Linked DNA regions of Homo sapiens: region 1 is linked to region 2. A link is an interaction called in ENCODE POLR2A ChIA-PET data of the cell type or tissue named here. Cell type or tissue: OCI-LY7. All regions are shown on one strand. Links, peaks and the distances in the headings refer to the core of each region. The heading gives the core; the rest is flanking DNA.

Region 1 (5,383 bases), core at 294-5,293, 250 kb after region 2:
ATGAATTTTAAACACTCAGTTTTTATTTCTGGGACACCCCCAAATGTTGTCAACCTTGGCATCTAAAGCACTGCTGGGTAAAGATATTAAATAACAGTTTTGTCATCTCAGCAAATAATTACAAGTACTTCAAGACAGAGGAGTCTATGCAAATGTTTCCACAGGTCCTCAGGTGGTCAGCAAGGGAGGTCTCAGATTTCTCAACTGTGCCACTCATTCTCATTTTGTGCATTTTTATCTGTGGGAACCTAATATTATCCTTAGTTATCTGGTGTTAGTGCCAATCACATTGCTGTGGAGGTCCCGTCTGCCACAAACCTGGACTGAGCACAGAGGCTCCTCTGTATCTGTTGATGAGGAAGCTAGTCACGCTATGAAAAGGTTGGAACGTGCTACTTTTCTTTCATACCTGGCTGAATCCTGAAGAAAAACACTACCTTCATAAAACCAATCATAGAAGCATATTACCTTCCCTCTATTTTTCTTTTGCTTCAAGGCAAATCTTGTTACTCTTTTTTATTGAATGTTTTAGAAACCTAAGACTTTTTCTTTGACACCAGATGTGCAGGTTATTTTATGTTTAAAATTCCCTTTTCTGTTTTACTCTTCTCTTTCTATTATTAGGTAGAGATATAACTCTTGACCAAATCATTTTTTAAAAGTGCAATTCAACATGGAACCAGAACCATTCTCCAAAGAACACCTATTGTTTTGTGGTCTTGGATTTCTGAGAAAATCTGCTTTCACTTGATATAACTCTAAAACCTTATTGATTCTTTAGACACTCACATCTCAGACAGGTAGACTCTACTTTCTTAATTTATTATTTCTTATACTTAATATTAAGGAAAAGACAAGATATACAAAGTAAAAAGAAAGTGAGAATCTTTCAATTAAAACCTGCTTTGATTTTTTCATATGAAGCTTGTTTGTTGTGATGGGATAGTCTTTTAAACACAATATTCCATCCATAATAAATATTTGCAGCAAATTAGGTGTTTGCAACAAAATGTGTATATTTCCTTTAGAAATTGAATAGAATTTTCCAGAATCTCTTCTCAATGATATTTCTGCTCCAACCCTGAAAAATAAAACCAGAGCTGTGTCCCCTCTGTTATCTCATAGCACCTTAAGCATATCTTTGTCATTGTACTTACCACTTCAAAATGAAATTGTCTGCTTAAGTAAACTCTGTAGACTTGCTTTTGCTGAACTGGGGTTTGGTTTTCAAGCCATCAGCCCATACTGAGATATAATATAATAAAATGTAAGAGCTGAAACTATAAAAATACTAGAGGAAAACTTAGTGAAAACTCTTCTGGATATTGCTCTAGGCAAAGAATTCATGAGTAAGACAAGAGCACAAGCAACAAAAACAAAGCAGGCAAATGGGGCTTAATTAAACAAAAGCTTCTGCACAGCAAAAGAAATAATCAACACAGCGAACAGCCTCCAGAAAGGAGAAAATATTTGCAAACAATGTATCCAGCAGGGGGCAAATATCCAGAATATATAAGGAACTCAAATAACTCAACAACAGCAAAACAAATAACCTCATTAAAAAGTGGGCAAAGGACATGAATAGACATTTTTCAAAGGAACACATACAAATGGCCAACAAACATATGAAAAAATGCTCAACATACTAATCATCAGAGAAATGCAAATTAAAACCACAATGAGAATCTATCGTACATTAGTCAGAATAGCTATTATTAAAACGTCAAGGCAGGGTGTGGTGGCTCATGCCTGTAATCCCAGCATTTTGGGAGGCCAAGGCAGATGGATCACTTAGTGCCAGGAGTTCAAGACCAGCCTAGCCAACATGGTGAAACCCCATCTCTACCAAAAATACAAAAAATTAGTTGGGTGTGTTGGCACATGTCTGTAATCCCAGCTACTCAGGAGGCTGAAGCATGAGCATTGCTTGAACCCAGGAGGCAGAGGTGGCAGTGAGCTGACCCAGTACCATTGCACTCCAGTCTGGGAGATAAAGTGAGACTCTCTCTTTAAAAAAAAGTAAAAAAAAAAAAAAAACAGATGTTGGCAAGGATGTGGAGAAAAAGGAATACTTATACACTGTTGGTGGGAATGTAAATTAGTACAACCTCTATAGAAAATAGTATGAAGATTTCTCAAGGAACTAAAAATAGAATTACCATTAGATCCAGCAATCCCACTGGGTGTCTACCCAATGAAAAGGAAATCATCATATCATAAAGATACCACACTCATTTGTTTATCACAACACTGTTTACAATAGCAAAGATATGGAATCAACCCAAAGTCCATCAATGGATGAATAGATAAAGAAAAAATTATATATGTATAATCTACTCAGCCATAACAAAGAATGAAACAGGTCTTTTGCAGCCACACGCCTGGAACTAGAGGACATTATCTTAAATAACTCAGAAACAGAAAACCAAATACTGCATATCATCACTTATAAGTGAGAACTAAATAATGTGTCCACATGGGCAGAGTGTGGAATGATAGACATTGGAAACTCAGAAGGGTGGGAAGGTGGGAAAGGCATAGGTGATGAGAAATTACTTAATGGGTAAAATGTACATTATTTAGGTGATGGAATAATAAACAATAAAAACCCAGACTTCACCATTACTCAATATATTCATATAATACAATTGCATTTCTATCCCTTACATTTACACCAAAAAAAGAGGTCAAAAGAAAAAAAATAGCCCCACAACATTTACCATAAGGATAGTGTTGAAAATGTCCTTCAGTATATCACATAGTATTTGCATTTGGGCCAGATGCCATGGCTTACGCCTGTAATCCCAGCATTTTGGGAGGCCGAGGTGGGCAGATCACGAGGTCAAGAGATCAAGACCTTCCTGGCCAACTTGGTGAAACCCCGTCACTACTAAAAACACAAAAATTAGCTGGGCGTGGTGGCATGCCTGTAATCCCAGCTACTCGGGAGGTTGAGACAGGAGAATCACTTGAACCCAGGAAGCAGAGGTTGCAGTGAGCCCAGAATGTGCCACTGCACTCCAGCCTGGGCAACAGAGTAAGACTCTGTCTCAAAAAAAAAAAAAAAAAAAAGAGAGAGAGTATTTGCCTTTGGATGATCCTTGAGGGTTTTGTTTGTTTGTTTGGCCTTACGTTAGGAATAGGTATGCTTTTCCTGAGCATTTGGTCTGTTTTTATCTGGTGGAACTGAAACCACCCCAGTTGTCCCATGGAACAGATGTTTATGGTTTCTTTGAATAAACATAAAAATTAATCTCCCTTAAAACTTGAGAAAGTTAACATTTGTCTTATCTGAGTTCCTTTCTCGGGAAACCAACCATGAGGACTGCCAGATAGTATCAAGGAACTGAAACTTACCAGATCACCACGTCTGGACAATGAGACACAGGACCCTTCACCCATCATCATTGGCCTAACTGACCACTTGCTTCCTGTGAACAGCTCCTTTTTCTCATCCCTCCCTAATTCCTGTTTTCCCACACATGGTTAAAATTCTTTCCTGCTGTATAAACCCCTAATTTTAGTCAGTCAGAGAGATGGATTTGAGACTGATCTCCCATCTTCTTGACCATAGCACCTAATTAAAGCCTTCTTCCCTGGCAGTACTCATTGTCTCAGTGATTCAGTTTCTGTGTCACGAGCAGCAAGACCTAGACTGAAACCCCGGTGTTTTGGTAACAGAACTTGTGGATTGTCTCTCCCTTGACAGAGATTACCAAAAAGCTTAGATCCAAATTCTTGGTGGATCCTTAGCAAATACATGCAGGTCTTCATTGCGTTTATTTTGTGTATTACCCTGCCTCTAGTCTATGATCCCATCATTGCTTTCCCTTTGCCTTTCTCACTTGTTTCTAATGGACTTGTTTCTATTCTAATATTGTACCTCTTTTTGTTCCCCTCTGTAAATCCTTTTGAAGAAAGGCATGAGAATAAAGATGTATCTGTATCTTTCTCTCACCAGGCTATGAGCTCCTTGAGAATGTCCTGGGGTTGTTTCTCTATCATTTTGCACTTGGATGTGGCACAGACTTCACCGTATGTTCAGTAAATATTTTTGAAAGTAAACTAAATGAAGTTGCCATTGAAAAATAAAAAGAAATCATCTGGTAATTTGAGCAATGCCAGTTTTCTATTTCATGGTAAGACAAAAGGAAAAGACTGAGAATCCAATTGTCACCTACAAACAAGAAGGCAGAAGATATTCCTTATCTAAGTCAAGGATAAATAGATGACCTTAAAAAAGTTCCTTGTTTTTTTAACCTGTTGATGGTGTGACCATGACAATGTTGTGGCTTATAAACCAAGAAAAATGAAAGATGCTTGTAATCCATCTATCACAGAGCTTTGCACATAGTTGATACTGGATAAATACATGTTGAACCCAGTTTCTCTGAATACTAGTTTGAGAAATAGAGTCATTTAGAACGCTTGGCAGGAAATATCTGGTACTTATTTTTCCTCAGATTGAAATCTAAAAACATCTCAGGAAACCGTTGAACTCAGGATTGTTAACTTGAACCAGAGTCATACAAAAGACATCTAGCTCACTGGGCAATGCTTTTTAATGACAGAATGCCCTATTTCACCTAGAACTTTCTTCTTTTTTTTCTTTTTTTTTAAGTATACTTTAAGTTCTAGGGTACATGTGCACAACATGCAGGTTTGTTACATATGTATATATGTGTCATGTTGGTGTGCTAAACCCATTAACTCGTCATTTACATTAGGTATATCTCCTAATGCTATCCCTCCCCGCTCCCCCAACCCTACGACAGGCCCCGGTATGTGATGTTCCCCACCCTGTGTCCAAGTGTTCTCATTGTTCAATTGCCACCTATGAGTGAGAATATGTGGTGTTTCGTTTTCTGTCCTTGCAATAGTTTGCTCAGAATGGTGGTTTCCAGCTTCATCTATGTCCCTACAAAGGATGTGAACTCATCATTTTTTATGGCTGCATAGTATTCCATGGTGTATATATGCCACATTTTCTTAATCCAGTCTATCATTGATGGACATTTGTGTTGGTTCCAAGTCTTTGCTATTGTGAATAGTGTCGCAATAAACATACGTGTGCATGTGTCTTTATAGCAGCATGATTTATAATCCTTTGGGTATATACCCAGTAATGGGATGGCTGGGTCAAATTGTATTTCTACTTCTAGATCCTTGAGGAATCACCACACTGACTTCCACAATGGTTGAACTAGTTTACAGTCCCACCAACAGTGTAAAAATGTTCCTATTTCTCCACATCCTCTCCAGCACCTGTTGTTTCCTGACTTTTTAATGATCGCCATTCTAACTGGTGTGAGATGGTGTCTCATTGTGGTTTTGATTTGCATTTCTCTGGCGTCCAGTGATGACGAGCATTTTTTCATGTGTC
Region 2 (5,383 bases), core at 289-5,288:
GGTAGAAATTTGCATTTTGCTTTGACATTTATGAGCCCTGAGAGAACTTAAGGGGAATTTTTTTTTGAGGGAGGTGAAACTAAGAATAGTTCTTTTTTTTCTTAGTTGAGATTCAAATTCATTAAAGAAAAAAATGGGTTTAAAGCGAGTTCTGGCTGGGCGCGGTGGCTCACGCTTGCAATCCCAGCACTTTGGGAGGCCCAGGCGGGCAGATCATTTGAGGTCAGGAGTTTGAGACCAGCCTGGCCAACATGGTGAAACCCCGTCTCTACTAAAAATACAAAAATTAGCTGGGCATCGTGGCATGCCTATAATCCCAGCTACTCAGGAGGCTGAGGCAGGAGAATCACTTGAACCCAGGGGGGTTCAGTGAGCCAAGGTTTGCTTGAACCCGGGGAGGTTCAGTGAGCAGAGGTTGCAGTGAGCCAAGATCGCACCACTTTACTCCACCCTGGGTGACAGAGTGAGACTCTGTCGTAAATAAATAAAACTAGTTCATCAGGCCAAAAAGAATAATTTTGCCAGTACTATATTAGGAATCCAAGCATTCTTGTTTACATGAAATAACCAGGATTCAAGAAATGCTGAGAATTACATTGTCGTTCACATAACTGATTTCTATGTAGGGGAAAATACTGTTTTAGAACCATTTTATGTCCATAGGAAAGTCACCTGTCTTTGATGTTTGAAGGCGTAGGATGGCAGTCCCTAACATAATCTCACCATGGAGGGCTGCTAGGAGTAAGAGACTTGTGAGCACCTCTAGCAGGCAAATCATTTGTTGCCCTATTAACCTGATATTCTGGAAGTATTTGTTAATGCTTCTTTAAAGGACAGTGCAGGGCAGGGCAGGAGCAGACATAGAGAACTGCTGGAGGCAGCATTCCCTCTGCCTGCTGCCCCAAATGAACTCAGCAGCACACGGCCTGCCGTCATTAAGACCCATCCTTGGCCAGGCGCAGTGGCTCACGTCTGTAATCCCAGCCCTTTGGGAGGCAGAGGTGGGTGGATCACTTGAGGCCAGGAATTTGAGACCAGCCTGGCCAACATGGTGAGACCCCGTCTCTACTAAAAATACTAAAATTAGCCAGGCATGGTGGGGCACACCTGTAGTTCCAGCTACTTGGGAGGCTGAGGCAGGAGAATCGCTGAACCAGGGAGGTAGAGGTTGTAGTGAGCCAAGATCGCGCCATTGCACTCCAGCCTGGGCCATAGAGTGAGACCCTATCTCAAAAACAAACAAACAAAAAAAAACAAAACAACAACAACAAAAAACCCTACCCTTCTGCTGTTACCATAGCACAACCCTTACTTTAATCCTCCCCTCCCCGACAAAGTGCCCAAGTGGCTTATTCTTCCCAAACACAAGCAACTCCCTGAGACAGGAGTCTTTATTTTATTTTTTAATTTTTTTTTTTGAGATGGGGCCTCGCTCTGTCACCCCATGCTGGGGTACAGTGGCACAATTATAGCTCACCATAGCCTTGAACTCCTGGGCTGAAGCCATCCTCCTGTCTCAGCCTCCCAATGTGCTGGGATTACAGGCCTGAGCCACCACGCCTGGCCATCCCAAGAGGAGTCTAAATGCCTTTCCAGGGATATCTAAGCCCTTTACAGGTTGAAGCCCTGCTTGCTGGCTGCCCTGCCCCCAAATCGGTATTTTCAGGAAACTTCTCAGGCAGAGGGCAATTCCTCATCTTTTTAGTTCCATTCTCTAAATATTTGCAGGAGCTAACCAGCTAACCACATGCTAGACCTTCTGCTAAATCCTGGGACTAGACAGCAAAGTAAGACAGTTCCTGCCTTTGTGGAGGATGAGGCTGATACACAAATAGGTGGTGCAGCATGATTAGCACCTGTTAACAGAACGCACGGGCTGGGATGGGAACCCCAGGGTGGGAACGCCAGATGGGCATTTAGTCCAGACTCCTCTTTCTGCTTCTCAGAGGCTGCTGCTTTCATTTCATTATGCCAGCCACCATCTCTTTGAAATTCTTGGAGATTATTCTCCCAAAAGGGTGGACATAGTCTCCATCCATCCTTTAGCCTATGAAAACCTGAAAAACAGCACCCAGGCCTCTAATACCACTCATTTTCCCTTGGTTCACTAAAGGGAATGATCAACATATAACCACATTACACAGGTTCCAAATTCTTCCAAAGTCCTTTCAACATCTGCTGATTCCTGACTCCCTGGAATCCTTATTGGATTCTTTCACCCACCTTTATTCCTAAGGGTGAAGCTATTACCTCGAAACCCAGGCATACAGATCCCAGAAAACCCCCTCTTTGGAGCAAGAAAGCAATAAGGACCAAACTAAGGTGCTTCCTCCTCTGAAGTGCCACTCTCACATGTGAAAGACCTAACTCTTGGTGAGAACCATTTCTGGGCTCATTGAAACCTAAGGGAATGATCACTTGGAGCAGTTCCTCTGAGGCACTTTCTCCTCTAGTTCCTCTGCCAAATAAAATTCAAAATGAATGAAGTCTTTTCAACTGGCTATTGATCCGAACAGCTCATTATGTTCATAAAATAATGCATGAAATTTGGGCTGAAAGTTCCTCATTGCTGGAAATCAGGCCCTCTATTGCTACATTGTCTGCCTGTAATAAAACTGGAAAAATGCAAAACTCCTTAATGCCTGGAAATTTGATTAAAAAAAATCGAATTAGAAAAAAATACATATTAGATTCTCATTTGATTCTCTACTATTTAACACTAAAGAGCTTGGGCACAAAGCCCACAGAACAAATGCGGAGACCTCTAGGAGGAAGAACCACAGCTAAACGTCAGTGTTGCATTAGGATAAAAATAGAAAAGCTGATTTTCCTTACATTAGGGTTTATTTTTAAAACTGGATATTCATTCAGAAGCCTCAGGAGACAAAGGAGGGGAAAATGAAAGCTTCTCTGAGATAATTGCTTTAAAGACCCTTCCAGCCGGGAGCAGCGGCTCACGCCTGTAATCCCGGCACTTTGGGAGGCCGAGGTGGGTGGATCACCTGAGGTCAGGAGTTTGAGACCAGTCTGGCCAACAAGGTGAAACCCCGTCTCTACTAAAAATACAAAAATTAGCTGGGCCTGGTGGTGGGCGCCTGTAATCCCAGCTACTCGGGAGTCTGAGGCAGGAGAATCCCTTGAACTTGGGAGGCAGAGGTTGCAGTGAGCCAAGATTGCAGCACTGCACTCCAGCCTGGGCGACAAGAGCAAGACTTTGTCTCAAAAAAATAAACAAAACAAAAAAAACAAACCCTCCCAGAGAGGCTTGTGTAATACGGATTATCTGTCAAATCCAGGACTGTGTGTGTGTGTGTGTGTGTGTGTGTGTGTGTGTGTGTGTGTCCATCCATGTATCCATCTATCCATCCACCTACCTACCTACCTATCATCCTGCTGCCCAATCATTATTTGCTCCTGGTTTTTGTCTGCCTATAATGTTTACACTGATACCATGCAACCATGGTGATGGCTGCCCGCCAGAATTATAGTTGTTCCTGAACTCTACCTGTCATTTTCACAACTATTTCTGGCCCCTTATCCAGGCAGCTGAGTGTTTGCTGGCAGAAGCATCAACAATGACTAGAATGTCTCTGGAAAATAGTGTCTGCCCATGCTCCATCCTAGAGAAAAATTCCTAACATGTTCTTTGTGAGCTTTTTTTTAATGGTCTTCCTTATATGTCCCGCAGAGCCAAGGCAAAGACCCACCAACCCAGAATGATAGTTGTCTTATAAATGTGCAAAGTTTCTGCCATGTTACTTCCTCTGAATTCATCCATAAAAACTAAGTAAAAGATAGCATCGGAATCTAAAATTAAGCTGTAAAAATTCTGGCAATTAAACATATAATATAAAATGAGTGAACTTGCCAATTTTAGGTTCAAACAAAATTACTATGCCAAATCAATGTCCTATCCACAAAGAAAAAATTATATTTAAAAAAGTAAGTTGCTGCTGAGCCGGAATGTGAAACAAAGCCCAACTGTAAGCGAGCAGGTTCTAAAATAGCCAAGGTGGTCTGGGGGGGTCCATGATGACACCTGAATTTTAATGCATAAATTTTCATGTGAGCCTGTACAGTCAGGTGATCTCCCAGAGAAAGATGGCTCCCTTATCTGTGAGATCCACAATACAATTGTGTGCTGTTTGGGTTATCTTAATCTTGGCCCAACCTGAGAGTTTTGTTTTTGTTTTTTGAGACAGTCTCACTCCATCATCCACGCTGGAGTGCAAGATACTGGCTGGGCACAGTGGCTCACACCTGTAATCCCATCACTTTGGGATCCCAAGGCAGGAGGAACACTTGAATTTGAGACCAGCCTGGGCAACATAGTGAGACCTTGTCTCTAAAAAAAAATGAACAAAATTAGCCAGGCATGGTGGCACATGCCTGTAGTCCCAGCTACTTGGGAGGTTGAGGTGGGAGATCAATTGAGCTTGGGAGGTCGAGGCTGCAGTGAGCAAATATTGCACCACTGCACTCCAGCATGGGTGAAAGAGTGAGACCCTGTCTCAAAACAAAACAAAAACAAGTAGATCTCCTCCCTGGCTCCAAGCCATAAGTATGGATACATGCCAGGCTGGTATGAGACAGCCACAAGTGCAGAGGACAAAAGAAATCATTAGAAGACTCCCTGGAGCAGACAGGAAGCACTCAGGCTCAGGTGGGACCTCCTGCCATCTGGGACTGAGCTAGCTGGCTGCAGGTTTGCAGACCAGGGTTCTTCTGCAGAGGCTCAGGCTGCCAGAGCAATGTGGCATCTCCAAAATAAAAATTCGCTTTTGCCTCAGTAGAGTAAGGTAAAAGGAGCCTTGGTTACAAATTGAAGTTATTCTTCCAGCCTCATCCCTGGACATCCAAGGGTTGCCATTGGTAGTTTTGTCTTTGATGAGGAAGGCAGCAATAACGACCATTGACCATCATCATCCCTCAACATAAACACAGGACCACTGCTGTGTTGCTAGGGTAGACCCTGGGGTACTGCAGGCAGCAGGGGTGGGGGTGGAGGGCTTTAAAAAAATGTGCTAAGTTTGAGAGAGGCCACAGCAAGAATAGTTAACAAGGTAAAGTGAAGAAAGAATAAGCCTTATTTAAATGTGCAGGTCTAGAAAGGTTATGTGAACTGTTTATGACACATTTTCACTTGGTGGTGAAAAAAGGAGTGAGTTTTGTGAGCTTTTCCTTCTGGATCTTAAAAATAAAAATAACCTATTTGCCCTCAACTGAGAAGGAACAGAGCAGAGCTGAGGCAAAAACCTGTTACCTGGCCAGACTTGGTGGCTCATGCCTGTAATCCCAGCACTTTGGGAGGCCAAGGCGGGCAGATTACCTGAGGTCAGGAGTTCCAGACCAGCCTGGCCAACATGGTGAAACCCCATCTCTA

The links. Peaks named below come from ENCODE experiments on the same cell type or tissue, not always from the same donor. Only the 100,000 strongest peaks of a DNase experiment are listed, where the experiment ranks them.
Region 1: POLR2A ChIA-PET joins it to region 2 with 6 read pairs; 2 of 35 experiments call an interaction of 5 or more read pairs at or near these places.

Annotation. Positions count from the first base shown.
Region 1 is chr6:139,116,453-139,121,835 of GRCh38, forward strand. No RefSeq gene overlaps it. Among named protein-coding and RNA genes, the nearest start is that of HECA, 16 kb to the right of the region's middle. In OCI-LY7, for the core only: a CTCF peak has its summit at 1,476 (motif pointing right); a DNase peak (open chromatin) is centred at 3,319; H3K4me3 peaks cover 362 bases; H3K27ac peaks cover 100 bases.
Region 2 is chr6:138,870,574-138,875,956 of GRCh38, forward strand. All of the region lies in intron 13 of ECT2L (epithelial cell transforming 2 like), which reads left to right. Among named protein-coding and RNA genes, the nearest start is that of ECT2L, 77 kb to the left of the region's middle. In OCI-LY7, for the core only: no CTCF peak of the experiment used is centred there; no DNase peak of the experiment used is centred there.